Regions from separate parts of the Homo sapiens genome. Here region 1 is linked to region 2. A link is an interaction called in ENCODE POLR2A ChIA-PET data of the cell type or tissue named here. Cell type or tissue: CD4-positive, alpha-beta T cell. All regions are shown on one strand. Each heading gives the region's core, and the rest is flanking DNA. Links, peaks and the distances in the headings are about the cores only.

Region 1 (2,802 bases), core at 285-2,784, 390 kb after region 2:
GGAATGGATGCCAGGAATACAGTGCCACTATATCTGAATTCAGGATTTAAAGATGAATGAAATTGGCATGATCCCTGCCTTTAAATAAATTTTTTCTAAGTGCGCCTAAATTTTTCCAAACCATTTGTTCATGTTGCTCTTTTTCTTCTTCTTGCTCATTTTGAGCCCAACAGAAATACAATTTGGGATGGGGATAAACATTGAATAAATATATAAATAAGAATATATGCATGTGATGTGTCTTCTTGTCCAGAAGCTCAGGTGTGCATGCAGCTAGCTCCATGTGAGCTGGTTGCCTAAAGCTTGTGTTGAGTGGATGTGAGAAGACAATGGACATTTAAGACATCACTTTTCCCCACCTTGGACTAAAGCAGAAAGACCTTCTCTAGCTACAAACACTTAACAGGAAGCTGACTCTAGACACTACATAGCAAATTCTCCTGGACTTTCTTTAGAAAGATGGGAACTGGGGTTGGTCTATGCATTACACTGCACCAAGAACAACGGAGAATTCTGTTTTGCGCAGCCTTAAATCAGTCATATAGGCCTTGCAGAGAAAAGCCTGATCTCAGGGGTTGTAGCCAAAAGGGAACTAGGAAAACTCACAAAGGTGATGAGAAGGTACTCAACTGGGGAGGAATGGCAGGCCAGAAACAAGTCAACAACCAGGTATAGACATTCCTGGCAGAAGAGACTCCAGGAAATGGCTGCCGACAAACAGTGAAATCAGTGACATCAGAATCCTATGTAGAGTTCCAGGATATTTTGGGGAGCTGTATTTTTGACATCCCCTCAATGCCAAGTGTAGTGATGTTCCCCTCAGTGGTATTAACTTAGATTAACCAAACTATTAGTTTTACTGTTATTTAGAGAATGAACCTCAAAACCCACAATTGGTTGCTCAACCTAAAAAAAAAAAAACAAAAAAAAAAACTCCTGCTACCCCATAAATAATCGCCAGGCTGTGAAACTAAACAGGAAATGAAAAAGCTTGGTTCATCCCTGGAAAGATGCCACAAATGTGCATTGTCAGAGCTGCCGTTACAACATGGATCATTGACATGTGGCCAGGTGCCCTGGTTGGTTACCATGCCCTCAGGGACAGAAAATAAGGTACAGTACCTGACTGTGATCTGACTTTTAGCACTTAACAAACTGAATGGAATCCATGTGGGAGGTAAACTATTGTCTTTGAGCAACAACTTTCAGTGCCCTATCTGATGTCTGCTTTAGTCTTTTTTCATGTTTTTGAAGCTGAACATTGTTTTAGTGGGAATTTATTCCCACTGAATCATGGGCCAGTTTTTCCTCCCACAGGTACATTTGCTAACTTTGATGTATCAGTGAATATATTTATCTTGTGTCACACACTATGTAGATTTCATATGTTCTTCCTTCCTTGGGCTCCTCCAGATAATAACAGCAGTTACCAGGTATTGGGTGTTTTCTATGTGCCCTATCCTGTCCTAAGTGCTTTGCATGGATTATTTTGTTTTATTCTTACCCTAGCTCTAAGATCTATGTACTATGGTTCTTATTTTTCACATGAGATATCTGAATTTGAGAGTTTAAGTGACTTGCCCAGTGTCACGTCACTAAGAAATACTTGCTTTGAGGTCATTGCAATTTAAAATCTACAAGATTGAGGAGGGCAGCCAAGATGGCCAAATAGGAACAGCTCCGGTCTACAGCTCCCAACGTGAGTGACACAGAAGATGGGTGGTTTCTGCATTTCCATCTGAGGTACCGGGTTCATTTCACTAGGGAGTGCCAGACAGTGGGTGCAGGACAGTGGGTGCAGCGCACGGTGCACGAGCCGAAGCAGGGCGAGGCATTGCCTCTCTCGGGAAGCACAAGGGGTCAGGGAGTTCCCTTTCCTAGTCAAAGAAAGGGGTGACAGACGGCACCTGGAAAATCGGGTCACTCCCACCCTAATACTGCGCTTTTCCAACAGACTTAAAAAACGGCGCACCAGGAGATTATATCCTGCACCTGGCTCAGAGGGTCCTATGCCCACGGAGTCTCGCTGATTGCTAGCACAGCAGTCTGAGATCAAACAGCAAGGTGGCAGCGAGGCTGGGGGAGGGGTGCCCGCCATTGCCCAGGCTTGCTTAGGTAAACAAAGCAGCTAGAAAGCTCGAACTGGGTGGAGCCCACCACAGCTCCAGGAGGCCTGCCTGCCTCTGTAGGCTCCACCTCTGGGGGCAGGGCACAGACAAACAAAAAGACAGCAGTAACCTCTGCAGACTTAAATGTCCCTGTCTGACAGCTTTGAAGAGAGTAGTGGTTCTTCCAGCACACAGCTGGAGATCTGAGAATGGGCAGACTGCCTCCTCAAGTGGGTCCCTGGCCCCTGACCCCTGAGCAGCCTAACTGGGAGGCACCCCCGAGTAGGGGCAGACTGACACCTCACACGGCCAGGTACTCCTCTGAGACAAAACTTCCAGAAGAACGATCAGACAGCAGCATTTGCGGTTCATGAAAATCCGCTGTTCTGCAGCCACCGCTGCTGATACCCAGGCAAACAGGGTCTGGAGTGGACCTCTAGCAAACTCCAACAGACCTGCAGCTGAGGGTCCTGTCTGTTAGAAGGAAAACTAACAAACAGAAAGGATATCCACACCAAAAACCCATCTGTACATCACCATCATCAAAGACCAAAAGTAGATAAAACCACAAAGATGGGGAAAAAACAGAGCCGAAAAACTGGAAACTCTAAAAAGGAGAGCGCCTCTCCTCCTCCAAAGGAACACACTTCCTCACCAGCAACGGAACAAAGCTGGACGGACAATGACTTTGACG
Region 2 (2,802 bases), core at 15-2,514:
CCCACCCACCCATGGGCACACAGCCATGAGGCAGTAAGAGGATGACGCCTGAAGCCAGACTGCCAGGGGCTGAATCTCAACTCTGACACTTATTGTACAACCTTGGGCATGTTACTTATTCTTTCTGTGCCTTGATTTTTCCTCATTGGAAAATAAGGATCATGATGACAGTACCTATTTCATAGGGTTGTTAAGGATTAAGTGAGCTGCTATTAGTTAAGTTCTTAGAATGATTTCTGGCTCGTAATGATATATAAGTATGTTTGTTAACTAGATAAAATGTAAAGATAAATCAGCATCAGCTGCACAGTAAACAAATGTCATTACCTGCAAGTGGGATTAGTACAAATAGTTTCACATAATTAGTATATGCTCCTGATTTTAATCCTATACCCTTGTAGAGAAACAGCCTTCTCAGAAAAGGCAGAGTCAAACCAGAGTCTAACTCTACAAAGTAAAATATTATCTGTCTCTAAGACATCCCCCAGCTACCCATTAAGTACACCATTAGACAATGTCATCAAAGCACTGTCAGAAACCACCCTGTTGGAGGAAAAACAACATTAGAATGGCAGAAGCCCAGGAATGGAAGCCTGATGCTGCCACATCTCTGAGCTGTGGAATGCTATCCGAGGTGAGATGTTCTTATAGTGAAACAGACAGGGTGTGTTTTTTAATTAATACAATGATGGAAACCATTCTCTTTGTTTAGTGCCATACAGTTCACTAAAGAGGAAGAAATACATTTTGCCAGTAAATCTATTCAGATTTTTCAATCTGGAAATCAGAAAGAAAGCTACATGGAACCAGATAGCATTTTGAGAACGGCAGAAAAAAGGTAGAAGAGCTCCAGAGCACTAGTTGCTGCCAGGGGCATGTGTCAGGGAGGAGAGCCAGCTGAGTTTGGGTGGGGGAAGTGCAGATCTCCGCAGCTGTGTTACAGGGGAGAAGGGAACACCTACTGAACGACTGTCTTTTGACAAGTCCTGAAACAAACCCACACACAAAGAAATTGTTGTGGGGGTGGGAGGGAAACGGGGACCAAAGTTAGGGAGTACCCACCCTGCCACAAGCCCACTGCCTGTACAGTCAGGCTCACCTAAAACATCCTGTTTTTGCCGCAGATCACAGCACCCTAAACCCAAGTCTGCATCTAGTGCTGTCAAAATACCAAAACATACAACAACTACAAATCTGCTCTTCGAAGAATTCAACAGGACCTCCCTGGCACTCCTTCAAATGGGAGGATGGGCAAATGCAAAACAGCAGTAATGTGTTGGGAGGGTGGGACCATGGATAAATTGCAGGTATGCATGTCGAGAGAAAAGTAAGAGAGGCAAGGAGGATGAAGCACTATGTGGCTATTTCTACTACTCAGCTACCCACTGTCACAAGTGCTTAGAATAATCATTTTGAATAAAAGAAAAGACGGATCCAATTGAAAGTTGCTTTGTTCTGCTTTCAGCTGTAAAAGATTTAGTTCTAGACCCTAAACTCATTTAAAAAACCACTATATGAAGACAAAGAATAAAAAATAAACACATAAGTTTAAAGCAATCTGGAGTTTTTTTTAAGGCAAGTATGTTATAGAAAATTCAAGAAGTTATGATTACTCAAAAATTTTGAGCTATTTATTAACATTTATCAAAAGCTATTCTTTTCATTGCAGAAAATCAGCATATTTAAGTCAGTAGTTACAGTCATACTCTGTGACTGTAATAGGCCAGTTATTTAGCATTTAGGCAAACAAACATAAAGGAAAAGTGTCCTTCAGAGATTTTCTCTCTTCTTTATTGTTAACCCACTTGGTAAGCAAACTAATTTAAAAAGTATTATCAGAGTCAAGTAAAGGAATCTGTAACAAGAAGCCAGGGAGGAGGACCAAGCTTGGCCTAAACGATAAAGGGTTTGTAAAAGCACTTTGTATGCAAAGAATCATATATATGATGATAATGATCATCATCATCACAGTCAAAACAGCAGGATAAGAAATGTCAACTAGGCCCTTCCAGAAAGTGGTTATTGCAGAAACAACACACAAGCATCTTATGTTAACAAGAAAAGGTCAAAATGAGGAAAACAGCAAAGCCATGGTGAAAAGGTAAGCAGTTTGGGGAAACAGCCCCAAGTGATGTGAAAACAAGAGTGTTTTCTAGATGTGGACGTTTAAGTGTGGTGCATATGAGCAGACAAACTCTGCGAGCTAAAGATATGGGACTTAATGTCTGAGGAGATAACACGAAAATACTGTGAGCAGCAGCCAAAGAGCAAGGAAAACACCTTGCCTTCTGGAAAAGGGTTTAAAGAGAGAGCCTTAGGACTTCCGTCAGGGGCTATCAGGTTACATCACGTTGAAGTGTATGTGCAATGTCTGAGAGAACTACCCTTCCTTGTTATAAATGGAACAGCCGGCTTCCTCTGTGAACAGAAACTCCAGAGACCACTGCCCTGCATTTGCCCAGGATGGAATTATCCCGAGCAGCACTTATGGGGCTCGAGGAGGGCAGGGAGCTGCTGCCTAAAAGGAACGGAATGGGATGGGATGGGACAGGAGGAGACGAGCATCCGAATTGTGCTCCCACTGGCCTGCTGTGGACAACCTAAATCCAGGAGGCTAAATTTAAAGAAGCAATTTATAATCCATTTTAGGTTGTAAGGCTTCAAATAAAGATCTATGTCCACATATAATTCCATGCGCACACCTATACTATCTGTTAGGGACAAAAAGTATCTACTGACAATGCAAGTATCCAAATTTATATATTGGAAATGAGCTATCCAAATAGATCAGAGATCAATAGA

What was found. Peaks named below come from ENCODE experiments on the same cell type or tissue, not always from the same donor. Only the 100,000 strongest peaks of a DNase experiment are listed, where the experiment ranks them.
Region 1: POLR2A ChIA-PET joins it to region 2 with 10 read pairs; 2 of 35 experiments call an interaction of 5 or more read pairs at or near these places.

What each region holds. Positions count from the first base shown.
Region 1 is chr4:108,501,478-108,504,279 of GRCh38, forward strand. No RefSeq gene overlaps it. Among named protein-coding and RNA genes, the nearest start is that of RPL34-DT, 120 kb to the right of the region's middle. In CD4-positive, alpha-beta T cell, for the core only: no CTCF peak of the experiment used is centred there; no DNase peak of the experiment used is centred there.
Region 2 is chr4:108,112,433-108,115,234 of GRCh38, forward strand. All of the region lies in intron 3 of LEF1 (lymphoid enhancer binding factor 1), which reads right to left. Among named protein-coding and RNA genes, the nearest start is that of LEF1-AS1, 54 kb to the right of the region's middle. In CD4-positive, alpha-beta T cell, for the core only: no CTCF peak of the experiment used is centred there; a DNase peak (open chromatin) is centred at 1,049; H3K4me3 peaks cover 727 bases; H3K27ac peaks cover 2,500 bases.